Linked DNA regions of Homo sapiens: regions 2 and 3 are each linked to region 1. Evidence: chromatin loops called from intact Hi-C (ENCODE). Cell type or tissue: endothelial cell of umbilical vein. All regions are shown on one strand. Links, peaks and the distances in the headings refer to the core of each region. The heading gives the core; the rest is flanking DNA. Region 1 overlaps ZNF438 (zinc finger protein 438). Region 2 overlaps ZNF438 (zinc finger protein 438). Region 3 overlaps ZNF438 (zinc finger protein 438).

The links. A loop is a pair of places that touch in the nucleus more often than their neighbours do. Peaks named below come from ENCODE experiments on the same cell type or tissue, not always from the same donor. Only the 100,000 strongest peaks of a DNase experiment are listed, where the experiment ranks them.
Region 2: a loop joins it to region 1, with 4 times the contacts of the local background. A loop is called at or near these places in 4 of 110 quality-filtered maps.
Region 3: a loop joins it to region 1, with 10 times the contacts of the local background. A loop is called at or near these places in 3 of 110 quality-filtered maps.

Annotation. Positions count from the first base shown.
Region 1 is chr10:30,854,277-30,865,294 of GRCh38, reverse strand. All of the region lies in intron 5 of ZNF438 (zinc finger protein 438), which reads left to right. Among named protein-coding and RNA genes, the nearest start is that of LINC02644, 140 kb to the right of the region's middle. In endothelial cell of umbilical vein, for the core only: no CTCF peak of the experiment used is centred there; DNase peaks (open chromatin) are centred at 6,594 and 7,264; H3K27ac peaks cover 3,239 bases.
Region 2 is chr10:30,959,210-30,970,227 of GRCh38, reverse strand. All of the region lies in intron 2 of ZNF438 (zinc finger protein 438), which reads left to right. Among named protein-coding and RNA genes, the nearest start is that of ZNF438, 67 kb to the left of the region's middle. RefSeq lists enhancers at 10,631-10,860, 10,981-11,018. In endothelial cell of umbilical vein, for the core only: no CTCF peak of the experiment used is centred there; a DNase peak (open chromatin) is centred at 5,507; H3K27ac peaks cover 3,068 bases.
Region 3 is chr10:30,980,486-30,991,503 of GRCh38, reverse strand. ZNF438 (zinc finger protein 438) reads left to right here. Exons shown (of 7, transcript NM_001143768.2): 2 at 7,078-7,135. Among named protein-coding and RNA genes, the nearest start is that of ZNF438, 46 kb to the left of the region's middle. In endothelial cell of umbilical vein, for the core only: no CTCF peak of the experiment used is centred there; DNase peaks (open chromatin) are centred at 5,283, 5,743 and 6,723; H3K27ac peaks cover 4,225 bases.

The sequences.
Region 1 (11,018 bases), core at 3,639-8,638:
ATTGCGCATTGCTATGTGTGAGTTCATTAACTACCTCTCCAGTGACCATGCTGTAGATGTCTCTTAGAAGAAAGACATGTTCTCTCTCTCCTAACAGTTGCACTGTGATTGGAAAAAGGTTGTTCAAAAAGATCTTTCTTTTCTCAACATTGAGATGGATTATGTGGCACTCACCGGTCACTGGAAGAGACTGACATGTAAACAGATAAATTGCTAAACAACTTAGTTCTAAGTTCAGCGTGTTGGAATGGAGGGAGAACAGCTTTGGTGCCAGACAGTCCTGGGTTAAAATCCAAGTCTCAATACCTGCTTTGTGATCTTGCAAGAAGTGTTGTTTTCACATCTATGGACTGGAGGTGTTAATACCAAGAATTGGTGAAGGACTTGAGATAGTAGATTAAGCATTCAGTCTAACTTCTGACTGAGGGGCATTTTAGTTGTTCAAAATAGAACTTCAGGATTCTAGGGGTTCGAGGGAAGAATAGAAATAGATGAGTAGAGGCGGTGTATATGTACACATCTACCATAGATTGTCTCAGGAAGAAAAGGAAGGAGATGGGGCCTAACGACTCTTTCTTGTTGCTGTTGTTTTTCTGTTTTTGTGTTCAGCAGTAGCATAGCAGAAGGAAGCCATGTCAATATGGTTGAGAGTTAATAGTTCGTTCCTTCAGTAAAAATTATGTTGTACAACTGCTAGCTGCTGATCTGGAGACTGAGACCCTGTCAGTAACAAAACAAACCCCTGCTCTTTTGGAGCTCACATTTTAGCGAGGAGACAGATAATGTAATATCATCGTGAAGGTAAGTACCTCGAAGGACAGTGAAGCAGAAAAAGAAAATAGCAAGTGATCACATGGAGCTGAGCAGCTCCTTTTAGACAGGATGGTCACAGGCCAGCCTCCCTGAGAGCTGGGGAGCTCACCAATGGTGCAGTATCCCCGAGGCACAAGGGGCCTGGAAGGAAGGGTAGCCTCCAGACCAGGGTTGGGAATACTCCATTTCCTTATTTTCAGATGCACCTTTTTGTACATTTTAATATATCAGGATTTGAGCATTGTATATTTAGAGTTATAGTACTTCTCCTTTCCCCCATCACAGAAAAGGTTTTTATAAATTTATTTGTGTGGCATAATCAAAGACAAAAAGGGAGTTTACAAATAAAAGGGACAGTGAATGAGTTCCCACATAATAGCCTCTCTTTTTTCCACGAAGTCAATGTCAAAAAACATTGGCAAGAGAGAGATGGCCCTGGGGATAGGGCAGGGGTGGGACAGAGGGAGAGTGCCTCAGAAGAGCAGAGGAAGGAATGTGGGCCGCCAAGAGTCTCTTAGGGACAAGTAAATAGACTGTGGAATCGGTTTTGAACTAGAAACTTTAAACTTAGAACACTGTCCAGCGTTCACAATGGTTGGATTTCTCCAGCACCAAATAACAGGCGGTGGAAGTGGAGAGCACAAGGTGGGGCCAGCTAGGCAAGGTTCTGTAGGAAGACAGCAAGGGGGCGAACCTACAATATGAGGGGAGTGCGTGTGGATGCTCAGCCAGGAGGCCGGCTCTGGAATGGGAGGATCTACCTAAGGAGACCACTCACAGGCACACATAGCCTCGGGGCAAGGAGAAGCAGTGGGCTGTGTCATCACTCCATCTCCAGGGAGGTGGGAAAGTTAACTCTGACATACTCTTCATCTGTGGATGAGAATAGATATTCCCTTCAACCCAGGTTTCATAGTCATCACTAAAAGACAATAAACATATTGATGGAGAAGAAGGATGGCAGAATTCAAAGGCAAAGGAATCCAAAGTAGTCACCACAGCTTTCAAACTCTGCCGCCTTCACTCTTGGTACTGGCTCAGGTCAGAATCTGATGGCATCAGTCACACGACAGGATCTGTAGATGCCAGCTAACTCATAGACAACTAACCTGGTCAGCTCCTCAAAGGTGACCAGCACAAACCAGTCACCTCAGTACCCACCAGTGCCTGGGACTTCATGTTCTTTTTTATTATTTTCTTCAAAGTGTCAGTATTGTAGATGGTCTCTCTATGTTAAGGAAAGGTGTGTCTTCATTAAAGAAATAAGGAACAGTCAAGACTTACCAGCAGAAATGTTAGGGAATAATTATCAGCATAACAGGGGAATACTTGACTTCTTAAAGATCCGTGGCTGTCCACCCTTGTGCATTTGTACTTACAAATCATGAACTATTTGACATAAAAGCTGAGGTATAGAAAAACGTGCAGCAAAAAAATGTTATAAATCACTGTGAGTTAAAGATAAATCAGCAGTGAAGATAAAGCATCTGTAAAACTCTACTATAAAACAGTGAAACAATTCATTTTTTAAAATGTAGTTTGCACATTCCTCAAAAATACCTCTTTTAGATAAAGTGAACTTACTTTTGAAATTATAGTATAAAAGCGATATCTTTGTAATTTTGGTTCCCTGCATTTTGAAACATTGTGATCTTTACCACTTTAGTTTCATAATCATAGTGTTTTGACCAAAGGCAAGAAACTTCCAGCCTTTTGCATGTGTCCTAGTTTAATTGTTCCAACTGACTTCACATTCTGATGTTGAAACCTTATCTTTCTGTTTATCCCACTGAGGAAAAGGTTTTCTTCACCAACTGTCATCTTGTTAGTCATCAAAGATACTTAACTGTTGCAACTGCTATTGAAAACTAAAAGTAGGCCGGGTGCAATGGCTTATGCTTGTAATTCCAACACTTAGGGAACTGAGGTAGGAGGACCTCTTGAGCCCAGGAGTTTGAGGCCAGCCTGGGAAACATGGTGAGACTTCAACTCTACAAAAAAATGTTTAAAAACTAGCCACACAGGGTGGTGTGCATGTGTTGTTCCAGCTACTTGGGAGGCTGAGGCAGGAGGATCACTTGAACCCAGGAGTTTGAGGCTGCGGGTGAGCTATGATCATACCATTGCCCTCCAGCCTGGGTGATAGAGCGAGTCCCTGTCTCAAAAGAAAAAGAAAATATAAAGAAAAAGGGCCCATTTTTAGTTTGTTGGTGGAAGATTTCTTGCCATGCCATATCTGTGCAGCTCACTAAACCTCTTTTGTGGATGTTTCCATGTTCACCAGCCCCATTGAGAAACAGCTGACTCGGCAAATGTCAGAATGTTCTGGAAGGACAGCGTGCACAGGTATTTGTGATGGTGATAGAAGGTCAAATGAAATGACCTGCTGCTTTTCACCATGTTGGAGTTCAGTTGTCAAGGTCCAAATTTCAACTGTAGGACTCAACTGAGTATTAACAATTTTAGTGATAATAACAACAAAAAGAATATTGAGAGAATGGGGTTAACAAAGCATTTCAGAAGTTTCCATTTGCCTGGCTTAGTGTCCTTGGAAGGTCATTAGCTCTTAGTTAACTTCTTATGCTCCTCGGTCATTCTTAGATTTGAGTAAAGATACTGGCTTGGATGTTTTGTAATAATGAATAAAATCTTTTGCGTGCTACAAATTATTTTTGCCAAAAAATAAACAACTTTATCTTTCTAAATGTATTAAAAACAAACATAATTTCATATGGCTTTCAACCATTTTTTATCAGAAGCATTCCAAATCAAAAACAATTCCTTCCAGAAATAACTAATAAAAGCTTCATAATTAGAATGAAGAAGAAATTCATTGAAATTGAGAATCATTAAAATATATTTTAAGTGGTAAAGCTTTTTAAATGTACTTTTCCCTTGGGACATTAACTATATGGCCCTGAAAGAATAATTAGTTACTTCAGTTTATCAACCACATTGTGTTATTTTTTTTAATTGCCACTAGTATTCTAGGTAATTGGCTTTTAAATTCTTTCACAAAGAATGCTTGTTTCCTCTTGCAGCATGATATAGCCAGCCCTCCACATCCTGTTCTGCATCTGTGGGTTCTGCATCCATGGATTCAACTAACCAGAGATTGAAAAAAAATTTCGAACTGCATCTATATTGAATATGTATAGACATTTTTTTCCTTGTCATCATTCCCTAAATAATACAGTAAAACAACTATTTACATAGTATTTACATTGCACTAGGTATTAAAAGCAGTCTAAAGGTGATTTGGGGTATACAGGAGGAGGTATGCATAGGTTATGTGCAAACACTGTGCCATTTTACATCAGGGTTTTGAGCATCTATGGATTTGCGTGTCTAAAGGAGGTCATTGTCCTGTGGAGGAACCAATCCCCCACAGATGGTAAGGGACAACTGTATTTATATATCTCATTTAGTCCATTTTAGGGGCTATAGTTCCTCTTTCAGTGCCTAACTTTTCTTTCTGTACTCAGGCTGTCTTAAAACTTATAATAATTTATTCGGCAAAATACTAAAGTCTGCAAGGCAAGTGTCCCTAACCCCACTCTGGGCCCCATCCCCCATCACAGGGCCACTGAGATCTGTACTTACCCCACTTTCTTGAACAACTACTAGGGTAGTTGCTTTCTTCCCTGCTAGGTTTAAGACCAACAGTTGGCCTCACTACTTACTAGGTATAAACAAAAGTGGGAAGGAGTGTCTCCATAAAGTAGCTCTTTAAAATGCATGTATGTTAACCCTATTCGCATTGAATTGTTAATCCAATTAGCACTTTATCAACTGGGATACAAAAATTTACAGAAGGGCAAGTGGGAGTGGGTTCTGGACAGGGAATCAAAGAGCCTGGCAAGACGGATTGGATTAGATGTTAGGAAAGATTGAGCTACCAGCGTGAGTGTCAAAAGAGAGGCACAAGATTTAAAATACAGTTTCATTATTTACAAGCATAGAGGCAAAGGAAAACTTCCTCTTCACCCCTCTGAAGGTTCACTGATAATGAGCTGACAGATCAGCAGATTAATTGGAGAAAAGGTATATACATTGAATCAGCTGTGTTACATGACACGAGAGCTTTCAGAATGCAGACCCAAAGATGGGAAACTGTCCGTTTTCATGCTGAGGTTCAACAAAACATGGATAGTTGTGGAGAAATATAATTGAACAAAAGGGATGTCATCTAATGCTAATAGAGTGAGTGAGGAAACCCAGCAAGGCTTGTCTGTTTTGGATTGCTATTGACCTCTCTGTGGAACATCCCTTCCTTCTGGGTATGAGGCAGGACCCTCTCTGGAATGCGGGTCCGATGACCTACAATCAAACAAGTAGGTCAGATCATTTCTTTATGGCCAAGGTTAGAGTAATAATTTCAGGTTTTATGGTTGGCTTTGGGGAAAAGTGGTTCTGGTTTCTATGACTCACCTTGGGGAAGAGGGATTCTAGATTCTATGGCTAATCTCGGGGGGAAAATGAAGGGCCAGGGACAGAAGGGCAGAGAGATTTTTGCTTCTGAGGTCTTCATTTTGGGAAGCTATCTTTTGAGGCCAGCACAAGTAATAGCCATTTCTTTTCTCTTTCCTTCATTTACGTTTCAAAATAGAAACACTACTTTAAGGATTCAGAACTACTTCCATATGCTGATCATTCAAGATTTGTGCCTTTTTTTTCCCAACAAAAATAAATGTCAACAACCTGATAGTCTCTAGCAAGAGAAAGTGGAAAACTAGTATATCTGCTGAGCATCTAACATGTAGCAGGAACTACTTGCACCATCATGGGTATTTTTCTCATTTAATCCTGACAGGGACCTTTGTAGGCAGATATTATTATGCCCATTTCATAGATCCTAACATTTAGGCACAGAGAGTGAAGTGCCAAAGCCACAGGTACATGACAGAGCCAGGAGTTGAAACCAAATCTGTCTAAACCCCAAAACACACAGTCTTTCTACTGAAGATCAGATGCTGGCCATAACCACACATAGTAGCTTACAGTCAGCATGCAGAGGTAGAAAGAGCCTTTGGAATAAAATGGGCTAGGATTTGAGTTCCAGCACTGTTACTTATGAGCTTAGAAATCCTTGTAAAACAGACTTGGCTGGGCACAGTGGCTCACGCCTGTAATCACAGCACTTTGGGAGGCTGAGGCAGGTGGATTGCTTAAGTCCAGGAGTTCAAGACCAGCCTGGAAATATGGCAAAACAATATATAAAAAAATACAAAAATTAGCCCAGCATGTTGGTGTGCGCCTGTAGTCCCAGCTACTTGGGAGGCTGACGTGGGAGGATCAGCTGAGCCTGGGGAGTTTGAAGCTGCAGTGAGCCGTGATTACACCACTGCAGTCCAGCCTGAGTGACAGAGTGAGACCCTGTCTCAAAAACAAACAGATACAACAGTGGTTCCTAATTCAGGTTTTTTGGGTATTAAGTGAGATAATGCATGTTATATATTTTGCACAGTACCTAACCCATAAAATCTGCTTATCATTGGGATAATATTAAAGAAACAGTATTGATAAAGAAGCTCAGCTCCTCAGAAAATGAGAATTTCCTTCCCTGCGAAGTGAGGTGATGGATGCACTGTTTGACAAGACAAATCTCAAAGGCCTGTGCTGAGTGGAAGTTGCCCTGCATGTCACTGGTGGTGTTAAGGAGGGAGAGGGGAGTTAGCTAAGAGCAATAATTGAGCAGAACACACAAGTATGTCAAGGAGAATGGACTAAACTAGATTCAGGATACAAGATCTCCAGTTAGGAATGTGCTTGTTTCCTTTGCATTGTCTCAAATTTCCTGAAACTTAGGTCTGAGACATGATGACTCTAGGAGGTCTCCATGCTGCAGATATGTGGACTAGAAATGCATTTGGCATCCTGAGTCCTTAGAAACAAAAGAACACTTGTGCCTATTGCCGGCACGTTTTACAGTGCATGCTCCATAGTCAGTGCTCAATAAATTCCTGTTGACTCTGACTGCTGCTGCAGACCCTGGACAGTAGCTTGGGGAGAGGGTAGGCAATGGCTAAAGGTGTTTATAGGTTTTTCAACAAAATTAAGTTGCACTCCCTTGTGTTATGAGACATTGCTTTTATCCCAGACCTCTCCAGGGTTTTACCATATTTATTTTAACTAGAGACCATCTTGGGAAACAGTTTGAACCCCAAGTGGAATTTATTATTTGAAAGCCAAGTGGCAGGGAAAACAGGGATAACAACGAATGAAATTGAAAATAGAGTATTTCAGTTTAATAAAATTAAAACCAGAACAACACCTAAAATTTTTGGCTCTTTAGTGACCAAGACTTGGCAGAACTTTCCTCGTGAGCCTGGATCCAGGGGGCCTGTTTCAAGAGCAGGGACACGCCTCTCTTTCTCTGCCTGCTCCCTTCTGCACTCTTAGCAGTAGGCCTGTGGGCCCCAGCAGATGGAATAATGGAACTTTGCCCAAACCAGCGACCAGAAGAGGTTGAACAACTTTATTCAGAAGCAACAGAGCAGGCTTTGGTTCTGCCAATGGACATCAGGAAGTGAGCTGTTTGTAGCTATCTAGAGAATTGCCTCATGTGCTTGTCTCTTAATACTATTTGTGGTAGCTGCATTGTGAAACAGTTTAATAAAGCTGGGTAAGACATTGGCACCTAGTGCTATTGAGCCCTCATTCTTTCCTCCACTGCCTTTAACATGTAAATGATATCCATCAGATCCAATCCTTTGATGGCAATGGAGGAGGAGGAGGACACACGTTGCACATTCTCCAAATATCCAACAGCCTTTCTGGATTTCTCAGAGTCCTATGGATAGTAAGTGGCAAATTCAAATATAAAAATATGCTTTTGCTTTCAAATGACTATTAATTTTCTGTGAGTTATCTCTAATAAGTGGGCTTTCAGAAAGTTAGTATAATTTAATGGTAATAGAAATTTTAGGCCAGATGGGGTGGCTCATACCTGTAATCCCAACACTTTGGGAGGCCAAGGCGGGTGGATCACTTTAGGTCAGGAGTTCAAGACCAGCCTGGCCAACATGGTGAAACCCCGCCTCTACTAAAAATAGAAAAATTAGCTGGGCATGGTGGCACATGCCTGTGATCCCAGCTACTCGGGAGGCTAAGGCAGGAGAATCACTTGAACCTGGGAGGTAGAGGTTGCAGTGAGCCAAGATCTCACCACTGCATTCCAGCCTGGGTGACAGCAAGACTGTGTCTCAAAAAAAAAAAAAAAAGAAATTTTAGAATATGACAAGCCATTTCTATTTCAAAATTTATTTTTTCTATTTAAAATTTAGATATGGTATTATATTTTGTGATAAATTCAGACAACTTTACATATAATCCCCCTGCCCTTTGAAGGAAAATGAAGAAAAAGGTCATTGCTTCAAATTGGAGTGGGACAGCTCTGGGTTATGTGGACTTTGGCAGATTATTTAACTTCCTCAAACCTCATTTTTCTTAATCTGTGTAAGGGGAACAGTAATACTTATTCGCAGAGTTTGGATGAAGATTTAATTAAAAGACCTAGCATTAATTCTAGACCATAATAAGGGCTCAACACTTCCTAGTTTCCCTTTAATCCCAGCTAGATCAATTTCTCACCAACTGTAAATGTCACTTTTCAAAATTGTTATTTTAGTATGCTTAACATATTAAAAACAGCCCATATTTAAGATCCTAATATTAAGTATTCCTGTTGAATAATTGTACACAATTAATTTTACTGAGCGACACTTTTATGTCTTCAGTTAATAAAAGTCCATGTTTAGTACCTGAGAGTCCTGTGAGTCTCTTTAACTGTGTTACGGGTAGTTGTGCAGGATTTCCAGAAATTATGAATGTCAGTGGAAATTTTTACTTCTCATTATTTAGTGCACAGTTCTGTAAGATCTGTAATTTAGTGGGTGCAGGTGAGAGTTTTTAGATCACACCATCTGTGAAAGGCCTTGTAAATGTGTAGTGGAATAAACCACTGTTGTATAACTATATTGCCAAGAAAGACTCTGCAGACATACTATCTTAGTATGTTAGAGTTTTTGAAAACTTAATGGCATTTTCAGCTTCTGTAAGGACTCCTGTTGTTCAGACTACTAAAAAACAAAACAAAACAAAACAAAAAAACACGAGTTATTCTAGCATAACTGGCCTTTATTGCAAATTGCCTTATTTTATCTTAAAGAGCAAATGTTTGGAGGAATAATTTGTACAACTCCACTTGTCCTTGGGAGGTAATGAGCTCTAATACTTCTCAGTGCTTAACTTTGGTGGATAGTTATGCACTGCCTGTCGGATTACTTACTAGATTACTTCCCTGATCGTTAGCAATTCTTGTCATTAAGTAGTCAAGGAAAATAAAAGACATGAGCCATTCTCTGTGTGTACATCTAGACAGTCATTTATGCATAGACACACACTCATCACAAATATCCCAAAAGATACTGCTTTTTAAAACTGATTCAACTAGGGAAACTTTCGTTTTCCTTTCATTCATTAAACAAATATGTCTAAGCACCTCCTGTGTGCCAGGCACAGAGCGTATTCGGTGGGAAGTTAGCACTTATCCCATTCCTGACTTCTTAGTTCCTCCAGGTCCCTCCACCCAACAAAGGCCACCATAATCCTGATTTCTTTTGTTTCATTTCAGAGATATTCTGCACATATAAAGGATATATTTGTGTGTGTATCTTCTCATTTTTGTTAATCCAAGTGATAGCATACTGTACATCTCCCATCTTGGAGAGTATTCCAGATCACCCTGATTCATTCTTTGTTTTTATTACTGCGTGGTATTACATTGTATGGTTGGATGATTATCTTATTAGCACCCTGTTGGTGGACACTTAAGTAATTACGAGGGTTTTTTCTCTTCTGTTTCTGTGGCCTTGCTGTCTTTCTCCTGCCTTGCATTTCTACTAACACATTGGTTTAGTTATTTATCCATAATGATTCTGAGAAATTGGATTCAACACCACCTTCATGGAGACCCTTAACCTTGTATGTACTTCCTGATAGATCCAGACAAGCATAAGTATGTTAAATGTACTCAACAAGACCTTATCTTTTCACCCCACAAACTCTTTGTGATTAGCTTGTGATATTGATCATGAACCACCTGATAAGACTTTCAACCCCAGCATCCACTTCTTTAAATCGCAGGGACCTTGAGGAGCACGGACTCAGTTTGGCAGACATCATACCAGTCGTCTGGGCCTCTGTCACTTCAGGTTGCCCACACTGCTCACACTGATCGGTGCTCTCGCAGCCAGGACAGAGCTCAGGAGTGTCCTGTTGTTCCCAGGCCACAGTGGCCTCCTTTTCCTTTGAATGCCCTTGCTCTTCCTATGTGATTTTATTTCCACTATAATGTGGAGACATTTGAAGATCCGTTGAAGCACATTTACTTCAAATATATCATAATTAGCTCACTCCCTTTTGGTATGGCTCTATGAAGTATATCTGGTTTCATTTCTGGAAACCTTAACTGTCAGAAGGTTGCTTTCTCACACTTGGTCATAAAAAATAGGAAGCCCCTTCCCAACTTAAGTCTTTAGAGACTTCGAGGTGACCTTGACCACTGTTGTTGCTTCAGCTGCATCTTTTGCTGTCTGTTATTTCTGCCTTTCTTCTTGTTGACATTACCATGCTCTGCCTCCGAGGTTCAGTTTCCCTTTCTATTGTTCCTCTGTCTTCGCTCTAATCCCCCCACTCTTCCTCTCTGTGTGTCTGTTTTCTGTAGAGCTTGCTTGTTTCGTTGACTATTTCAGTTTATGCCCCAGCAGCATAATTTACCATTCTCTTTTGTTATTTCCTCAGGTAGGTAGTTGATTATTAGCTCCTTATTCTGGCAATAAATAAAATTACATTTTAAGATGTCTCAGAGAAATATCCTCTGTTTCTTTTTTAATTTTCAAAATATGGAAATGTTAAAGGTCATTTTTAAATTGTGTTCTTTTTTTCCCCACTGTTTACAAAATTTCCAAGGCTCAACCTCTAAATTATTTATTTTTCTCATTGATCACTCTATTACCACTTTAAAAATTCAACAAATATTTAGTAAATCTCTGTCACGTACTGGACACTGTAGGCCCTGAAGACACAGACCAACTCCCTGTCCTCTAGGAATTCTAGGGAAGCCAGGCAGTATATGTGATACTTTATCTATTAATTTTTATTTTTTGAGATGGAGTCTCGCTCTGTCACCCAGGCTGCAGTGC
Region 2 (11,018 bases), core at 2,437-7,436, 110 kb before region 1:
TTTCAGAATAGTAAAAGAGGACCTATCACCTCTTTTAACATTTAACAAATATTGAAGGCCTAATATATGTGTGTGTGTGTATATGTGTGTGTGTGTGTGTGTGTGTGTGTGTGTGTGTGTGTATCAGCCAGCATTTCTTCTGGCTGAATGCTAGTAAAGAAAGGATCATTTATATTAATAGTAACTCTGGAGGAGAGAAGAAGGTCCCAGTAAATATCATTTGCCAAAGGTCTCAGTAAATATCATTTCATTGTCATCATTATTCTTCATAGGCTTTTTAAAATCTTTTTTGTCTTCAAGATTTAAAAAAGCATTAATTATTAATATCTGTCCATTTATGCAAGTATTTGTAAATAAATGAATTTGTAAATGGTTATGATGAGACACTGAAAAAAAAACAATAAAAACTTACCTTGCTTTGGTTTGGTTTTGGTTTTGGTTATGAAGTCACAAATAACATTCAATGGGAGTATGAGGTTTTTATGTTTAATAGGATGGAACATGGGTTAAAAATGTTAAGAAGTGCTCATTTCCAGAGTAAGCTCTCATTTTCAGCTGAGGAGACTGAGCTCCACTGAGCTTGCATTTGGTATACTTCGGGGTCCACATTCTAATGGGGAACTGATTATTGCTGGAAACCCAATCAAAAGTGTGGTTTATTCTGGGTTTGTTTAAAATTTTCCTTCCCACTGTTCTGTTTTCCTAATATAAGTATTATAGCAATTTAGAATTCATGGAAAGAATGAGCACCTTTAGCTTCTTACAGTGTCATGAGACTGCATATTTGTTATTCAGTGTTCAAGAAATTAACCATCAGTTGTTTAAGGCAACTAGGAAGTCTACAGTTTAATCTCATTTACTGTTATTTAGTGATATGCCATTTAGTATATGAAAACACTGTGGGTATAGGCTGTTGGTTGAAGCAGACTATGTGTGCTTTGGAGGGGGCACTTTGCCAAGGGAAAAAATCTTTTGATTTTTTTGTTCCCTCTTCTGGAGAGTTCTCAAAATCTATCCTTTTGACTTTTATTGGCAGTTGTCATTTTCATCGTCATCTCCATATTCTTTTATTTTTTTTGACTTACTCTGTGGCAAACCATCTCTAGCCTGAAGTTATACCAATGAAAAAAAAATCTTATTTCCAAGTGACCCATGAAATTCCATTCCATATTTTAAATGTGTCACATTGGAAATGCCACTTTTTTCTCCATTGTATTTTTGTTACCCTAACCCATGCCCTCACCATCTGAGGACTGTGTGTATTTTTACAGTTAATAGCTCTCATACTCACTGGTTTGTGGAAACTGAGCATTTCCCCTTTATCCAGAGGCAGTTGTGGTAAGTGTCTTGTTTTCTTCAGATCCCAACCACGGGTCTCTAAAGGTATCTAAGATCTGTATGGTCACATCTGCTTTTCCAAGTAACAGCTAGAAATATTTTACCATGCCTTCACTATAGCTAGGCTATAATAAAGTTTACAATCAGAGGCTGGGCACGGTGGCTCACGCCTGTAATCCCAGCACTTTGGGAGGGCTAGGTGGGCGGATAACCTGAGGTCGGGAGTTTGAGCTAGCCAGACCAACATGGAGAAACCCCATCTCTACTAAAAATACAAAATTAGCCAGGTGTGGTGGTGCATGTTTGTAATCCCAGCTTCTCAGGAGGCTGAGACAGGAGAATCGCTTGAACCCGGGAGGTGGAGGTTGTGGTGAGCCGAGATCACACCATTGCACTCCAGCCTGGGCAACAAGAGCGAAACTCCGTCTCAAAAAAAAAAAAAAAAAAAAAAAAAAGTTTACATTCAGTTAAATTCTCTAAGCTTCTGGCTTAGAATATTGAAGAAACTTTTACATAGAGTAGATAAAGGATGGAGTAGGAATTTCTGATTTGATTGTGTGTTATTGTGGAAAGAATGCTTTCCCTACAGACTGACTAGGAACAAGATGTTTAAACATAAGCCAGGGTGGAGACCTGTTTGGTCAGCTTTATAGGAGCCACGTTTCCCTACTTAGGATGAGTTTGCCAACTATCCCATCAACCTACCGCTGCCTGATCCTTCAAGTGTCTTTGGAATTTTTACTTAGGGCACTGTTGGGTAAGGCAGTGATATAGTACATATGTAGCAATTAGGCTAGAGGCTGTTTTGCGGAACAGCATGATTTTATCATGCCGTTATAAATTTATGCTGTGCTCTGTGTATATATATATAAAATGTCTTTTTTTCCCCTTTTTCTCCATCCCTCTCTGCTCCTGGCTTGTATATTCACATAACTGGGCAGCAGCAGGACTTCATTTATCACAGGCAGTGGGAGGGGGTACAGAGCTATGAAAGGGTTACTGTTCACATTTCCTGTGTAGTTCCTTCTGATCTTACTGAGTTGTAATTCCTTTCTTGATGTTAAACATTCCCAGGCTCCAGTAACCTTCTGGCCTGCTTGCACTGGCCAAGTGTGTCCCAGGTGATCTTGTAGGCGAACCTCCTGTTTTTAAGACAAGAAATCGCTCCTTCCTTCATGAGATAGGCTAAATATTCATTCCTTTGCAGTCCCAGAAGAAATCCTTTAATTTAAAACAACACCAGAGCAGTAACATATTAGTTTTAAAATTAAAATTTAGCAGCCATATTTGTTGTCAGGTTAATTTTGTAGATTTTTGAATCTATTCATTCGTAGTTTAGTGACTTTCTGGTTGAATGAAACCCTATTGCCATATTAAAGATTACATCTTTTCTTCTTAAAACACACTTTAAAAATGAGTTTTAATTCTAAAAGGATAAATTTTGGCCCTACCATCTTACTTTTAGCCTACTTATCAGTAGATCATTTTAAGTTGCCTCAGATGCAAAGCAGCTTAACTGTAACTACAATATTTCTGCTTTTCTTTACTAGTCAGCTGTTAGAAGTTTGTAGTTGAGCGTTGGGGAGATACTTATTTCCTTTTTCTCTGGTTTTAAAAGTATATACTGGCTCTTCTTTTCCCCACAATTTAAAGTATATAAATTTTTGTGGTTGGCAAAAAGGCTTTCTGTTTTTGCCTTTTCCTCTAAAGTTTTAGAAGAAAATATTACGCCATGGAGCATAAGAATGGGTCAGCAGCTAATTTACAGGGAAAAGGAGTACTTTTGCCAATGCTGCCTTAATCTCAGGTAAAGAGCTTTTGTTTGGACAAGGCTCCAAGGGTAAGTTTATTCTTACTGCTTATAGCACATCTCTTTGTCCTCAGTCATCAACTTGGGAACCTAGGGACTTGGGGACTGAAACGAAACAGTATCTCTTTGAAAGAGTTTCTAGGATAATTTTAAGTTTGCTAGTGTGTAGGCAAAGTAAACTGTCTGCATTGCTCTAAGCAATGAGATAAAATATTTTTAGTGTACCTTAACTGTCTGGAATACAGTTTTACAGGGGGGTGGGTAGATGAATTTTTGGATTAAATCTGTCTAAATCTGCTTTAAAGAGCCAACATGAATTGCTGATATTAATCATTTACCTTTAGTTCCCCAGTGCCTAATACAGAGCCTGTCACACAATAGGTTTCCTTTCTTTCTTTTTTTTTTTTTTTGAGATGGAGTCTTGCTCTGTTGCCCAGGCTGGAGTGCAGTGGCGCAATCTCAGCTCACTGCAAACTCCACTTCCCAGGTTCAAGCGATTCTGCTGCCTCAGCCTCCCGAGTAGCTGAGACTACAGGTGCGTGCCACCACACCTGGCTAATTTTTTGTATTTTTAGTGGAGACAGGGTTTCACCGTGTTAGCCAGGATGGTCTTGAGCCCCTGATCTCATGATCCACCCGCCTCGGCCTTCTAAAGTGCTGGGATTACAAGCATGAGCCACCACGCCCGGCCCCTTGATTCTTTTTAACAGCAAAAGTTTGCCTATTTAAAATCATTTTTTTCTTTTTTTTGAAACAGGAGCTCACTCTGTCACCCAGACTGTAGTACAGTGGCATGATCATAGCTCACTGTAGCCTCAAACTCCTGGGCTCAAGTGCTCCTCCCACCTCAGCCTCCTAAGTACCTGAGATTACAGGCAAATGCCACCAAGCCCTACTTATTTTTTCATTTTGTAGAGACAGGGTCTCGCTATATTGCTCAGGCTTGTCTAGAACTCCTGTTCTCAAGTGATCCTCCCACCTTGGCCTCCAAAGTGCTGGGTAATTTTAGGCAGTGGGTTTTCAATAATGGTTTGTTGAATGAATGAATGAGACTGCCAGATTACTTTTGTAGATTCTATTTTTTTTACAGTATTGCTAATAGTAAAGAGTGATGCATTTAGTACGTACATCTTTGTATTTTTAAAAATCATTTCAACTTTTATTTTAGATTCAGGGGTTACATGTGCCACAAGATTTGTTACATGAGTATATTGTGTGATGCTAAGGTTTGGGTTATGGATGATCCTGTCACCTAGGTACTGAGCATAGTACCCAATAGTTAACTTTTTCAACTCTTGCCTCCCTCCTCCCTCTCTCCTTCCTCTAGTAGTCCCCGGTGTCTATTGCTGCCATCTTTGTGTTCATGTGTACGTAATGTTTCACTCCCACTTATAAGTGAGGACATGCAGTACTTAATTTTCTGTTCCTAAGTTAATTCACTTAGGATAATGGCCTCCAGCTGCATCCATGTTGCTGCCAAGGACATGATTTTATTTTTTTATGGCTACATAGTATTCCATGATGTATATATACCACGTTTTCTTTGATGGACACCTTGGTTGATTCCATGTCTTTGCTATTGTACATAGTGCTGTCATGAACATAGGAGTTCATGTGTCTTGTTTGTAGAACGATTTATTTTCCTTTAGGAAATGGGATTGCTGGTTGGATGGTAGTTCTGTTTTTAAGTTCTTTGAGAACTCTCCAAACTGCTGTCCACAGTGGCTGAGCTAATTTACATTCCCACCAGCAGTGTATAAGAATTGCCTTTTCTCTGCAGCCTCACCAGCATATTATTTTTCGACTTTTTAATAATAGCTCTTCTCACTGGCATGAGATGGTATCTCATTTTGGTTTTGATTTGCATTTCTCCGATGATCAGTGATGTTAAACATTTTTTCATATGTTTGTTGGCTGTTTTTATGTATTCTTTTGAGAAGTGTTTGTTTATGTCCTTTGCCCACTTTTTAATGAGGTTATTTGCTTGTTGAATTGCTTAAGTTCCTTATGGATTCTGGATATTAGACCTTTGTTGGATGCATAGTTTTTGAATATTTTCTCCCATTCTGTAAGGTCTGTTTATGCTGTTGATAGTTCTTTTGCTGTGCAAAAGCTCTTTAGTTTAATTAGGCCTCACTTGTCAATTTTTTTGTTGCAATTGAGGTCTTAGCTACAAATTCCTTGCCAAGGCCAGTGTCCAGAATGGTATTTCCTAGGTTTTTTTCTCGGATTTTTATAGTTTGAGGTCATTGTTCCATATGCATATGACTGTGTGCATGTCTACATCCTTCCTGTTAATCTGTAATGGTAGGTCCTGTTCAGAGTCCTTTTGTCATTGAACAGTTAATTTCCTCACAACATTCTGTGCCCAAGTCCTTAGGTGATCTATACTTGGCTGACCTATCCGTGACACTGCTTGGTCATAGAAAAAAAGATTTCATTTAGTTATCGATTAAAGATAATCTGTTAACATTTCCTGAACACTTATATTTTCCCCCAGGAAAATACTAATGTCCGTCAGTCAACAAATACTTGCAGAATGCTAGTGTAAACAGCATTGTGCCTGGTATTGTGGACTCTCCAGAGATGTGCATCACCTTGTTCCTGCCATCTGAAGTGTCCTAGACTTCTCAACGAAGAGGATATGGACACTAATCAAGTTAAACAGCAACCTAAAGTATGTTAAATATAGTTATGAGCTAAGTGAGAGGCATGGACAAGAATCAGGTAGCTTTGAGGAAGGAGAAATCATTTTTACTTGAATTAGAGAGTGATCAAAGATTTAATGGAAGCTTGAATAGGGCATTAAACAAATAGTTGGGGTTTGAGTATAAAAGAGTAAGGCTATCTGACATTTATAAGTAAGGGTGACAGTTATCACACTTCCTGTGCCGAGCAGCAATGAAGAAACAACTAAAAAAGAGAATGCTTGAAGTGTGTGGTGGAAACTTTTCTTCATCAGTGACTTATTTGTTCCTTATTTTCTCCTAAAGTAGAATTTCAGAAAAGCTTCCACCTAGGACATGCAGCAGCTATTTCAGCTACTATAAGGATCACTTTAGTAGGAAATCCTCCCAGACTTTTCACCCAAGTAAAATTTCAGCAGGAAGACAGGAATAAGATACACTGAAAAGTTATTGTTCATGACTACAGTTTGATAATAAAAGCTTGATTCAATCTCATTGGCAAAAAAAATTTTTTTTTTTTTGAGATGGAGTCTCACTATGTCACCCAGGCTGGAGTGCAGTGCTGCAATCTGCAACCTCTGCTGCCCAGATTCAAGGGATTCTTCTGCCTCAGCCTCCCGATTAGCTGGGATTACAGGCGCCTGCCACCGTACCCGGCTAATTTTTGTAGTTTTTAGTAGAGACGGAGTTTCACCATCTTGGCCGGGCTGGTCTTAAACTCCTGAACTCCTGACCTTGTGATCCACTCGCCTTGGCCTCCCAAAGTGCTGGGATTACAGGCGTGAGCCACAGGGCCTGGCCTCATTGGCATATATACTAGTGCTCACTGCTGAGTTATATCTTGATTTGAATCCTAACATATAAGGAGATATTTCCAAGTTCACTATTTTTTTACACGTAGATAGGTGGCTATCGATATTTGTCACTATAGATAAATATCATAATTTGATAGGAGTTTCTATTAACCTCTTAAAGTTTCTTTTTTTTTTTTTTTTTTTTTGAGATGGAGTTTCACTCTTGTCGCCCAGGCTGGAGTGCAGTATCACGATCTCGGCTCACTTCAACTTCCACCTCCTGGGTTCAAGCAATTCTCCTGCCTCAGCCTCCTGAGTAGCTGGGATTACAGATGCCCGCCACCATGCCCAGCTAATTTTTGTATTTTTGGTAGAGACAGGGTTTCACTCTGTTGGCCAGGCTGGTCTCAAACTCCTGACTTCAGGTGATCTGCCCACCTTGGCCTCCCAAAGTGCTTACAGGTGTGAGCCACTGTGCCCGGCCAACCTCTTAAAGTTTCTTTCACAATAAAGCATGTACTAATATTACAAACTATTTTAGTCCTATTTTTTGTTTTGTAAAGGAGATTTTAAAATGAATATAATTTATATTGAGACCCTTTGATTATATTTACTTATTAAAAGCAAACCCATTAGTGCATTTTAGAGTCAAACATCTACTTGTATTATTTTATTATATAGCTAAAGGAAAAATAATGCCACACAGAAACGAAACCAGTTTTTCCAAAACAGTAAAGATGGAATCTTGAGACAGTCTGCTCACTTTAATTTTTATTTTATATTTTAGTCTTCTGGCCAGTAGCAAATTGATGTGACCTTGTGCATGTTTCTCTGAATATCCACAGTTGTTCAGCTGTATGAATTGCTGCCAGTGTGACAATGAGCCGGAAGCTATATCCAACTTGCTTCTCACACTGTATTTTTGTAAAGACCTAGATTCTTTCAAGATATTACTAAGTGATCCGTGATTAAAGGTTTTGGTGGTTTGCTAATTTTAGGAAAAGTGGGAGCAATCACAATGTATATTACGTAGTGTATATTGGTATTTTATTTAACCCAGTGTTTCCCAAATGTATTTGAACTTGGGAACACCCACCCCCTGTCTTTCTTCCTTCCAAATTCCTTCCTTTCTTACTTTATTTTTAAAGAACACTTACTAAAATCTCTTATAGAACAAGTTTCAGGAATGTGCACTATGAAACTTTCATACACACATGCACGTTATTTAGATGTGTTGCTTATGTCTTTTTCTATTAATCTCCAACTTTTCTGGGGCATAGGTTGGGAGGAAGAAGGAAAGTGAGTAACTTACAAGTTTTACTAGTTATTCTGATGTCAAGTTTAGTGGGAAAGAGGCTGAAGCTTATATCTAAAATAAGGTTTGAGATTGATCTGAGTATTTTAAGAGTTCTTACTATCTGTATCTTCTATAGTTTGTTGCTCTGTACAAGCAGGAGTTGACAGAGCATAACAGAAGTTACCTTTATGGGAAAGAGTAAGGTGGGTTGGAGGTGAAATAAGACTTTTCGCTTTTGTAACCTTAAGAAGAAAAAGCAAATTAAAAGACCTAAACTGATGGAGAGAACCAGTACTTTACAACAGAATTTCTTATTTCAAGCTTTTGTAAGTACTAGCCTCTCTGGTAGTTTTAAACGCATTTTGTTTAGAAAGTACCAAAATTTGTAAAACTTTTTTTTTTTTTTTTTCTTTTGGGATGGAGTCTCACTCTGTCACCCAGGCTGGAGAGCAGTGGTGCAATCTCGGCCCACTGCAACCTCCACCTCCCGGGTTCAAGCGATTCTGCTGCCTCAGCCTCCTGAGTAGCTAGGATCACAGGCGCACGCCACCACACCCGGCCAATCTCTTGTATTTTTAATAGAGACGGGGTTTCACCATGTTGGCCAGGCTGGTCTCGAACTCCTGATCTCAAGTGATTCACTCACCTTGGCTTCCCAAAGTGCTTGGATTACAGGCGTGAGCCACTGTGCCCAGCCCTATTCTTGTCTTCTAATACAGGCAGGTTAGAAGGGATTCTATCAAATTTAAAATTTAGCACTTTTTGTTTAAAAAAAATAAAATGCGATTATACAATCAAAGAACATTAAAGCTGGTAGAAGTTTCACAAATCATTTGTTTCAGGCCAGGCACAGTTGTGCACACCTGTAGTCCCAGCTACTCAGGAGGCTGGGGCGGAAGGATCGCCTGAGCCCAGGAGTTCATGGCTATAGTGCGCTATGATCATGCCTGTGAATAGCCGCTGTTCTCCAGCCTGGGCAACATAGCGAGACCTCATTTCTAATAATTTTTTAAAAAGGTATAATAAATTAAAAAATTTTTTTTTTTAATTTTTTTTTTTTATTTATTATACTCTAAGTTTTAGGGTACATGTGCGCATTGTGCAGGTTAGTTACATATGTATACATATGTAAAAAAAACTTTTTTTTTTTTTAAGAAACAGGCTTATATAAAGTAAGATAAATCTGGTAAGATAAGATTAATATCTTTTGTTCTTTATCTTGTACATACCTGTTATTAATATACTATGCCATCATTGTCTATTTAAGTGCTAAGTGAGTAAGTATATATTATTTTTCTCTGTATCTTTGGCACCTAACCTTGCACTGTGCCTGGTACATAGTAGGCATTCAGTAAATGTTTGTTGATGTGAGTGTCGGGGGTGGGAAAACTTAATTTTACAGTCAATCCTAGGGGAATACGTTAATGGTTGAAATCTTAAAAGGATTATGTTATTTTGAAAACGTCTTTAAAATATAGCCTATTTTATTTTTATATTTATATCTATCTTGTCTAAGAAAGGATTTAAGGTGGTATTACTAAGTACACTTAGTACAGTGGGATCAAATAAAATTTAAAATAAATGAGTAAAAGAACAAAATTGGAGGATTTATACATCCCCATTTCAAAACTCAATCTAAGGTGACAGTATTCAGGACAACGTGGCCGTGGCATAGGATAAGCATATAAATCAATGGAGAGGAATTGAGAGTCCAGAAATAAACATTTACATTTTTGGTCCATTGATTTTTGGAAGAGCTGCTAAGACAAATAGAGAAAGGGTTATTTTTTCAACAAATGGTGCTGGAAAAATTGGATATCATATACAAAAATTAACTTCCTCACAATAACAATACACAAAAATTAGCTGACAATGAATTAGGGGCCTAAATGTAAGAGCTAAAATTATAAAACTTCTAAAAGAAAGCATAGAAGAAACTTTATGACCTTGGATTAGGCAGAGTTGTTAGGTATGACACCAGAAGCATGAGCCATAAGATAAAAAATTGATGAATTTGACTTAATTAAAATTAACATTTTTATGCTACAAAAGACATTGGGAAGAAACTGAAAAGATAGGCTGCAGACTGGGAGAAAATATTTGCAAATCATGTGTGATAAAGGACTTGTATCCAAAACATGTAAAGAATTATAAGTAAATAATAAGGCAAACAACCCAACTTAACAGTGAGCAAAAGAACAGAATAGACACTTCATCTGAAAAGACATGAGAGTGATTAATAGCCACATGTAAGCACAGTGAGCATCATTAGTCATTAGGAAGATACACATTAAAAACACAATGAGATACCACAATGAGATTACATCCCCTAGGATGGCTGTAATAAAAAAGACAGTATATAGTGTCTAGGATGTGGAGAAACAGGAACTCTCATATTATACATTGTTGGTAGGAATGTAAATTGTTATAACCACTTTGGAAAATAGTTTGGCTATTTCTTTTAAAGTTAAACCAACTTACCATATGTAGTAAGGTTCTCCAGAGAGACAGAATGAATCAGGTATGTGTGTGTGTGTGAAGAAATTTATTTATTGAGACGGAGTCTGGCTCTGTCACCCAGGCTGGAGTGCAGTGGTGCGATCTCGGCTCATTACAAGCTCCGCCTCCCGGGTTCACGCCATTCTCCTGCCTCAGCCTCCTGAGTAGCTGGGACTACAGGCACCTGCCAACACGCCCGGCTAATTTTTTTTTTTTTTTTGTATTTTTAGTAGAGACGGGGTTTCACCGTGTTAGCCAGGATGGTCTCAATCTCCTGACCTCGTGATCCGCCCACCTCGGCCTTCCAAAGTGCTGGGATTACAGGTGTGAGCCACCGCGCCCGGCCAAAATTTATTTTAAGGAATTAATTGGCTCAGAAAGAGTTGCAGTTTGAGTCTAAAGGCAGTCAGCTGGAAAACCAGAAGAGCCAATGTTGCAGATGAAGTCTGAAGGGAGTCTGCTGGGGACTTCCCTTTTGCCCAGGGAGGTCATCCTTTTGTTCTATTCAGGCCATCAACTCATTAGATGAAGCTCCCCCATATAATGGAGAACCATCTGCTCTACTCAAAGTCTAACAGTCTAAATGCAGATCT
Region 3 (11,018 bases), core at 4,030-9,029, 130 kb before region 1:
GTGTTGGGAGCATGGGCATTAGCCACTTGTCTTCTTGGCTTGCCCCTATGGATATGGAACCTTTGCCCCACCAGCAAGTTGATCCAGGAGTGATAGAAGCCCAGTGTTTTCAGCCTGCTGCACCTAGAGTAGAACTTTTGCCCCACAAATGAGGGCTGGCTAGAGTAAGGAAGCCCTGGCCCTCTCAGCTGTGCCTCTACAGAATAGAAACTCTACCATAGAGGGCTAGGGAAAATGAACAGTGCCAGTGGCTTGTTCTACCAGGGTGAAAATGCAGCCCCAGCTTGGGAGCTGAGGGGAAAAGGAGCCCCCATATTCTTGACCGGACCTTCTGGACTAGAGCTCTCGAGTAAGTAAAACAGACTAAGACATAAGTCAGAGCTTGGAGGTGCAGGGGAGGTAAGGTGGGAGCAGGTCATGGCTCAAATGCCACTGACAGGCTCTTACCAAGATTTAGAATATTTTCTTGAATGCATGTTTCTCCATTTATTATATACTCTTCAAACAATTTCCAGTTTAAGTGGTTGTTTTAAACAATTTTTTTTCCAGTTAAATTGTTTTTGTTGGGGAGAAATTCTATGGCACTCTTCATTCCTCCATTCTGGAAGTTGTCTCTTGGTTTTGCTCATTAAAAAAAAAAAGATATATCTTCAATCTCTCTTAATCTATACAGGTTACTTTATAGATTCTTAATCTTTACGTTCCTTCTCCATCCCTTTAAGTTTCATACAGTTTACCTGTTGAAGAACCTGGGAGGTTTGATCTGTAGAATTTCCCACATTCTGGATTTTAATGTGTGCGTATTTGTGGTGTAGATCCACACGTTTCTCTGACCTCTATAATTCCTATAAATTGGCAGCTGTCCATGAACTGGATCAGACTCAGATTTGATTCCTTTGGCAGTTCTATACATAGAATTTAATGAAGTTTAGGATACCTCTGAATCACCTGGTGGGCTTGTAATAATAAAATGCAGATTACTGGGTCCTATGCCCAAACCTTCTGATTCAGGAGATTGGAGGTTGGACCTGAGGGTTTGTATTTCTGGCAAGTATCTGAGTGAGGCTGAGGCTGCTGGTCTGGATAACCTACTGTCAATGTTTGGTTGCATCTTTTTTTGTGATCTTAGCAGCCATTTATGCATATTATTTGTATCTATTTGTTCATTAAGGTTTGAAAAATAGTAACATTCTAATTCTTTTTATTTTTTTCATTTATTCATTGGAATATTTTTATAAAGAGATACATGTCCTTATTTCTTATTCAGTTACCCAGAGTTCTCAAAAGACAGGTAACATAAATTCTTGATTTTTTCCCTTTGATATATTTCTTAAGATAATGAATTGGTTCTCTATCATCTCTTAAAGGTGACCAGTTTTTTAAGAATATTATTATGAACTTTTAGAATTTAACGTATTAGTTAATTCATTTCAAGTATTACCATCACTGAAGCTCAAATTATTCCATCTTTGGCCAATGGAAGCCTCTTAAACTTAGCTCCTGAGTCCTAGATTCAGCTATTTCTCTTAGAAGCCCTACTGTTTAAGGGGTGATCATGTTTTCTCTCAGCCCTTTCTGTAGACAGAGATCAGAAGTATGTGCACATATTGAAGATAAAATAAAAATATTTCATAAGTTTATATTGGTGTTTCCAATTCAAACTTGAGACTATGGTGGAGATGATAGTGTGTTTAAATCTTCTTTCTGTATCTCTTTCCTCTGTTTTCAAGGATATGAGTGCTTATAGAACTGGAAAGTCCTACAATTATGTATTTTCATCCTATAGTGCACACACAACAGTCTCAGAATGACAACACCACAATACTACTCAAAACATTAAAATCCATATTTTTGCATACATTCTCGCCCCCTTAATCACATTTAGGACTGGAGATGTCTTCTGAGACTTTAGTTTATTCAGCAACCATTTAGAGCATCTTCTCTGTCTCACACTCACTGCTAGAAAGGGGATACAAAGAGATGTAAGATATGTCCCTGTTCTCTGAAAGCTAAGGGTCAGGGTTATTGGGTTATGTATCATTCTGGTATAGGAAGATGTGGCCATAGAATCTGGGATTCTGTTCTTCTTTAAAAGAAGTTAATGCTAATGTTAATTCTTCTTTACTTGCATGTTTCTTAAAATAAAACCCTTTCTCTCTACTCTTATCAGGGAGCAGCTTCCTTTTGGTGGAGCTCCTTAAATACTTTCTAATCTCCCTTACGTAGTATATTATTAGTCAGGGTTCTCCAGAGAAACAGAGAGAGAACAAGAGAAAGATATAGAGTTTATTTTAAGGAATTGGCTCACAGGATTTTGGGAGTTGGCAAATCAAACATGTAGAATACAGCAGCAGGCTATATACTTAAGTAAGAGTTGGTAATGGTCTTGAGTGTAAAAATTGCAAAATAGGCTAGTAGGCTGGAAACTCAGCATTTCTATGTTACCATCTTGATGTAGACTTGCCTCTTTTTCAGGTAACTTTTATCTTAGCTGTTGAGGCCTTCATCTGATTGAATAAGGCCCACCACAGTATGGAGTCTGCTTTATTTCAAGTCAACTAATTATAAATGTTAATTACATCCACAGAGACCTTCACACAACATCTAGATTAGTGTTATACCAAACAGCTGGCCATCATAACCTATCCAAAGTGACTCATAAAATTAACTGTCACATCTAGGTTAACTGTTTATTGCCAAAATTGATATTCTTTCTAAAAAACTGTAAACTTATATAATTTTATTGCTTGACTGACAAATTGGTTTCATCATATTGGCGAACCTATAAAATAGTCCTATTAAGAAATTATTTTAAAAATAAAGTTATTTCTAAAACATATTAACATATAGCTATATTCATTAAAGCAAAACTGTTTTAACATTAAAAATAGCGTAAATATAATTCTCAGTAAAAGCTTACATTATTTAGTTTCTTAGCTATAATTTGTACTAATATATTTATTAGGTACAATAATTATAATCTTGTTATCTCTCTCTTTCTCTGGAGAACCCTGACTAATAATATACTACATAAGGGAGATTAGAAAGTACTAAGGAGCTCCACAGAATACAGCTCTCTGTATTTTCCTGGAAAAAAAATTTTAAAAATACGGTTGTATTTTATCTTTAATTGCTTCATAAAATTGTAGTCTTTTTCAGGTTGCATTTTGTGATTGCTACATTTGAAATTATTGATTTTTTTCAAGTTACTGTTTTCTATATAAATTGTGATTTTTAAATTTGAGAATGTAATCTCTATGTCGATAATGAGGTACCTGGTAAGTTCAAAGCAAATTCTATTAAATTTTATTTTGTAATAGTTTAATATGTAAATATTCTAGCACATACATTTTCAAAGCTACTATTAAAAAAAACAGTAAACTCGATTTACAGCACCTTTATTCAATAAAATTTTTATGACAAACTTGTCAAATAAATTGTGTCTATTATGGAAATCTTTTAAACATCTTAACCAAATTTAGATGCTGCTAAATTGTAGGCATTCTCAAGTTCATTTTATTCTAGTACATAATATAAACTTATTTAAGTAAAAAAGTAAGTTCGCCATAAAAATTAAATCTTGAATAAAAGATTTCTGTCTTAGTTTGGGCTGCTCTCTCAAAATATGACATACTGGGTGGCTTAAACAACAATTCATTTCTCCCGGTTCGGAAGGCTGGAAAGTCAAAGATCAAGGCACCAGCAGATCAGTTTCTGGTGAGGGCCTGCTTCTTGGTTTGCAGACCTGGTTTGATCTTCTCATTATGTCCTCACATGGCCCTTCCTGGGTGTGTGCACTTGGATGGGGGGTGGTGGGTGGGGAGAGAGAGAGAGATCTGTTTCTTTTTATAACAGCATTAATCTCATCAGGAGGGCCCCACCAACATGACCTAATCTAACGCTAATTAAAGGCACTACCTCTGAATACCATCACATTGGGTATTAGGGCTTCAGCATAAGAATTTAAGGTGACACAAACGTTTAGTCCATAGCTATTTTCAACTGACTTTGAATGTAATGTTTGAATGAAAATCATCCGTTATGTTGATGATTTTGCAAAGTCTAAGCCTCAAAGAATTCTAAGATAGATAACAAAAAGAAAACATGGACTATCATGCTGGAATTTTTTTTTTTTAATTCAGCATCAGCTTTGTCACAAATATTTTAGTTTTTTTTTTTTTTTTGAGACAGGGGTGTACTCTGTTGCCCAGGCTGAAGTGCAATGGTGTGATCACAGCTTACTTCAGCCTTGACCACCCAAGCTCAAGCAATCCTCCCATCTCGTCCTCCCAAAATGTTGGGATTGCAGGTGTGAGCCACCACACCCAGCCTTAGTTCAATTTTTTTAACCCTGTGTGTGTGTATAAACGTTTGTAAATTTTAATTGGTAGAATGTCACATCTTTTGTGGATTCAGTTGTAAAATATGTTTCCCCCAATTTTGATTGGTAATATATTGCAGTTTTGGGCACAGCTGTGAATTATATGTGAACCACAGCCAAGTCCAAGTTTATTTCTGTTTCACCATTTTTTAAATTTAGTAAGAACATTGTTCTTTCTATGATGCTGTACTCAACCAAGGTTTGTAATTGTGTTATCACTGTAAAAACAAATAGAATTGACCCTTATTATTCACAGATTTTGTTTTCATGAATTCGTCTGCTTACTACAGATTGAGCATCTCTGATCTAAAATCAGAAATGCTCTAAAATCCTAAACTTTTTGAGTGCCAACATGATGCTCAACACAATCCTCAAGGGTCATGCGCAAATGAAATACTCATGGGAGCATTTTGGATTTCAGATTTTTGGATTAGGGATACTCAATAAGTATATAATGCAAATGTTTCAAAATTTTTAAAAACTCTGAATTCAAAACACTTCCGACCCCAAACATTTCAGGGTAAGGGATACTGAACCTATAAAATTTATTTGTAACTGCAAAATCAATACTCATGACACTAGGCATTCAACTGAGTGCATGACTGCAAATGGTACAGAATGGTGAAAAATTTGGATTGCTCAACACATTCCTAGTTGACAAGCTGATTTCCTTCAGCTCTCATACGGTAAACAAGTCTCCTTTTTGTGGTTTATATAGTGCCATGATTTTTGCTTTTTTAGGCTTATGATTTCTGTGTTTAAAATGACTACCCAGTGTGGAACTGAAGTGCTGTATATTGCGCCTAAGTGCAAGAAGGCTGTGATGTGCCTTAAGGAGAAAATGCATGTGATAGATAAACTTATAGTGCTGTTGGCTATGAGTTCAGTGTTAGTGACTCAACAGTGAACAGCCATACATTGCTTAACAACAGGGTTAAATTCTGAGAAATGTATCATTAGGTGATTTTGTCATTGTGAAAGTATCATAGAGTGTACTGATATGAATCTATAGCTTACTATACACGTAGGCTATTTGGTATAGCCTCTTGTTCCTGGGCTACAAACCTGTACAGTGTGTTACTATACTGAATTCGTAGGCAATTGTAACACAATAGTAAATATTTATTTATCTAAACATAGAAAATGTACAGTGAAAATATAGCTTGATAATCTTATGGGACCACCTCCATCATATATGCAGTCTGTTGTTGACTGACACATCATGCAGTGGATGACTATATATTAATAAGGTATCTTGAAACAGAAATATACATAAAATGAGGTTATGTTTGATCAGCTAATTAAAATGTAATCAGAGGCTCTCAGGAGCTCTCAGGAACCCAACCCTGAATTTCCCTTATGAGTAAACAGTTTGGTATTCCCTAATTCAGTGTTCATGGTGACTTCATAGAACTTAACTACTGTGAATAAGGAGAACCAACGGTAATTTTGTCTTTGTTGTTGAACTTCTAAACTGATTTTTAAGTAGCAATTAAAGCAATGTCAAGTGTTTCATATTCTACAGAATGAACTTCCAAAAGCTTTACTTTGGTTTCATGAATTAGATGAAATCATCAAACCATTATTGGAATTAACTGATTTTTCTGGTTGGTACATCTCCTGATGCTGACAGAAAGCTGGCAACATTTAACTGTGAGTTTTTCTGTTAATGGAGCCAACCAGTTTTCACTTTACTTTGATGATGTAAAAGAGACGCTTTAGAATCAGAACTAAGTGCATTTTTTTAAAAAGTCATTGGATCTAGATGAAAAGTCATGCTTTAGAGAATAATACGTAAAACACTTTCTCTGTCCTGTCTGCTTTCATTAAATCCGTGTCTTTAAGCTAGCCATGAGCAGGGAGCAGTATTCAGTATTTCTTCTACCTTCATTCAAGACTGGAGGAGTTAGCTGTCCCTACCTGCTCCTGCCTAGGTATACTTTTTCTGCATGGTGCCTGGGTGCTGTCTTTAAGAATGAAGTATCAGTTACAGTACATTTAGTACATTTAGAAATGGGTTACTGCTAGGTGTCTTAAAGATTTAAGCAAGTTGCGAAATTGACAACTGGCTTCATTGCACATGCATCTCACACATGGCTCAATGAGATTATGGCAGAGCCTAAAAGTACAAGTAAGTCTTAGCATATTTTAATGCTATCATTAAAAAAAATCATTAGAAAATGAAAAATCCAGGACAAATGGTAAATTTGTGGGACACTGGGACAATGGCCGTAAATTGGGACTGTCTCAGGCAAACTGACACACTTTACTAGACATGTGTCCTTTTAAAAATCTTCAAATCCCAAACTCTTGATTACTGTTTTCCTGTCAAAAAGGCTGCGCCCTGAATATGAATCACTTGTTTGTGACTGTTTACTAATTTCCACAGTATTATGCACATGGAAAAGAATGTGAAGCATTCTTCTTAGCCAGTTTTATTCATTGTGGCATTTCTTTTTTTCTGGAACATTTTCTATTTATCTTAAAACTTTTATTAAATTTTGCATGCTTTCATTTTTAAACTAAAGACATGTAATCAACTATGGAATTATTTTCTTCTACATTAGTTCTTTTATTATCTTAATAAAAATATACAGTAATTAAAAATGAAACTTGAAAAGAAGGCACCTTTTACATATATTTGATGAAAATGGATTATCTGAATATGATTATAATAATACTTTGTATTGTTACAGAATTAATTAAAAGGATTTACGGTATATCTTATGACTCTACAGGAGCCTTGGGATATAGGTAAGTGACAAGCATTTTTTGAAGAGAGATTTCTGAAACATTAAGTAATTTGATCTCATAGGTTCCTGGCAAAGTAGACAGTGGGGCATATCTTACTTCAGCAATTAACTCTTTTCTCTTCAGTATAACATTTGTAGAAATATCACATTTACATGAATCTTCATGTAACATTTCCCTAATAGCTAACAAATCATATTTCCCAGGGAATTTTAGGCTTATTTGTATAATAATTACAATGAAGATATTGTTTATAAGACATAGAAGTATGGCATGTAGCAAAATTTAGAGCATTAGAAAAAATAATTAAATGCAATATGGTACCCTGGGTTATACCTAGGAACTAAAGAAAGACAGTAGAAAAACAGGTGAAATATAAATGAAGTCTATAGTTAATAGTAATCAATTAGAAATTAATCAATGTTAATTTCTTAGTTTTGACAAATGTCCTGTGGTTATGTAAGATGTTTAACTTTATGGACAACTGGATGAAGGGTGTATAGGAAGTCTATACTATTTTTGTATCTATCTTGTAAATCTAAAATTATTTCAAAATAAGTTTACTTGAAGCACAAAAGTCAGTTTATTGATTCAAAATGTATAGTTTAGAAGTAGATTTTCTGGACCATGGTTTAAAAAAATAAAAAAAATAATTTGAAAAATCCAGATTACATAAAAACGATTCAAGGAAATACATGGCTATAGGTTTCATTTTTCAGTTTATAGGAAGTATGCAATTTTATTTTTTTAACATTGGTGATATGCTTTGGATTTGTGTCCCTGCCCAAATCTCATGTCAAATTGTAATTTCCAATGTTGGAGGAGGGGCCTGATGGGAGGTGATTGGATCATGAGGGCGAATTTCCTTCTTGCTGTTCTTGTGATAGTGAGTGAGTTCTCATGAGATCCGGTTGTTTAAAAGTGTGTAACACCTCCCCCTTCACACTATTCCTCTTCAGCCATGTAAGATGTACCTGCTTCCCCTTTGCCTTCCGCTGTGGTTGAAAGTTTCTTGAGGCCTCCCCAACCATGCTTCCTGTGCAGCTCGAGGAACCATGAACCAACTAAACCTCTTTTCTTTATAAATTACCCAGTCTCAGATAGTTCTTTATAACAGCGCAAGAAAGGACTGATACAATGGGCATGGTGTTTGCGGACATCTCCTCGTACTTGGTTACAGGCTTTCTCTTTGATACTTTAAGCCACTTGTGTTCTTTGGTCCTTTTGTGTAACTTTTTCTGTTATTCCAAGCAGGCCCTTTAAATGGTTCCCAGTACACTTCTTTTTCTTTTCTTTAGTGTATTGTTTAGAGAAAAAAGTCCAATAATGTGACTCAGTGGTTTGGGGTTGAGACCCTGTTAGTGTAGTTTTGTTCAGTCACACTACTTGAGCTTCTAGGTCAAGTAGTAGACATGGTAGATGTATTGTTAACAAGTACGAATAAAGATGAATATAATTCTTACATATCCATTTCTGTAATTGAGCTAAAATAATACAGAATCTATTGCTGTCAGATAATAGAAATTCTCAGTTTCTAAAATGGACTCTAGCATGATAACTATTTTAAATTTCTATAAATATTAAAAGACTTATAAGAAGGAAACTTTGTAGTTTGCTGAAACTCTTATGTAACTTTTCATTAATAAAAGTAAAGTAGCCATGCAGGTCTTGTAGATGGTTTCCTGCTTCTGCTGCCAAATTTAATGATTTTAGTTAAATTTCATAAAGGGAAATATAAATATATTATACTTAAAGGATATAGACACTTAAAACAACAGACCCATGCCTGAATAACTCTTGCAGAATAATTGTCCGGCTTGGAAATTTCTGTGTTGCTTGGTAGTCTTTAGCCAGAATTGGTGTTAACAGTCTCATGTTAATAGAATTATAGTTAAAGAATTATAATCTATTTTTTAGTTGTTTAACATGATTGTGCTAACCTTGGTTGGGAAGTTGAGAAAAAGACAGGATGGCCGGGCGCGGTGGCTGATGCCTATAATCTCAGCACTTTGTGAGACTGAGGCAGGTGGATCACGAGGTCAGGAGATCGAGACCATCCCGGCTAACATGGAGAAACCCCGTCTCTACTAAAAATACAAAAAATTAGCCAGGCGTGGTGGCAGGTGCCTGTAGTCCCAGCTACTCAGGAGGCTGAGGCAGGAGAATGGTGTGAACCCGGGAGGCGGAGTTCGCAGTGAGCCGAGATCGCGCCACTGTACTCCAGCCTGGGTGACAGCGCGAGACTCCATCTCAAAAATAAAAAAAAAAAAAAGAAAGAGAAAAAGGATGGTTTTCTCAGGCCAAGTTTAAATTACATTGATCATGTAATAGTTCACACAAAACAAGCAAACAAGAAAAACTTATTATTCTGTGCTAGAAGAGCATTAAAAGTATTGTTTTTAGGGACATGCTTACCATTCAGCTGATTGTAATTTGTGGTCATCAAAGTGTAAATAAGAATAGCTAGTATATATTGAACTTTTTTTTTTTTTTTGAGATGGAGTCTCGCTCTGTCACCCATGCTGGCGTGCAATGGCACAATCTCGGCTTGCTGCAACCTCCACCTCCCGGGTTCAAGTAATTCTCCTTCCTCAGCCTCCTGAGCAGCTGGGATTACAGGTGCACGCCACCAGCCCAGCTAATTTTTTTTGTATTTTTAGTAGAGACATGGTTTCACCATGTTGGTCAGGCTGGTCTCGAACTCCTGATCTCATGATCCCCCTGCCTCGGCCTCCCAAAGTGCTGGGATTACAGGTGTGAGCCATCACGCCCGGCCTGAACATTTTCTATGTACCAGGCACTTTACTTACATTATCTCATATAATCTTCATAATTACCTATGAGATAGGCTGGAATTCCCTTTACAGATGAGGCTGAGAGAGAAGAGCTGTCTCCAGTCTAATTCTGAGATGGGGAGGCGGACAGAACAAGTGCCTATTATGTACAGTACCTACTGTTTGTTCATGATATAAGCAGCTCCCAGGAAATGCTGTCATGTTTCCATAAACACGTAGTAAACTTCGGATTATTTCAGCTTTTCTAGGTAAGAATATCTGATCACACTGGGTGACCTAGAGTGGATTCTCCTGGGGTGAGCAGCCTGGAGTAAGGACTTGTGTTTCTTGTCTAGCTTTACTCTGGCTCATTCTGCAGTCCCCTAACATGTCAGTTGTTCTCTGTCACCTGATTAATTGCTGAACACTCATTCATTGTGTGCTTCGTTGATCATATGCCAAGAACTTTTGGCAGCTCTGGGGAACATGCTCTCCACGTGCCTCCTGGTAACTGTTGGACAACTAGAAGTTCCTAGCTGTTGTGAAAACTTTGATCCAGAAACTGCAACACATGCCAGAGACCAGGGATGGGGTAGTTGAACAGCTGACAGGTGAAATGTAGCTATTCAGATTGTTAGTTGGTCAGGAGTCAGAAATAGAGTAGGCATGTGACTCTAAAAAGTGGTTTTTGAAGAGGATTATGATGGTTGGCTATGGACTTCATAGTTTGTAGACATAAAATAATTCTAACTTCTTTTTGAGGAAGAGTCATAAAAGTACAAAATCTCCTTTGCTATCTTCTCTTCTTTATGGTCTCTAAAAGTTGACATTTCTCAGGGCTCAGTCCTTAGCCTTCTGTATTTATTTTCCACACGATCTCATATGATCCCATGTTTTAAATGCCATCTGTTCTCCCAAATTTACAATTTCTTTACTTTGGTCTCTCCCATGAGTTCTAGACTTATTTTTATGTCTTTTCAACATCTCCATTTTGGAGTCTAATAAACATTTCAAACTTAGTATGTCTAAAATGTAAATCTTGAACTTTTCTCCCTGGGTAAGTGATATACCCAGTTGTTCCAGGCCAAAAACTCAAAGTCATGTGTGACTTT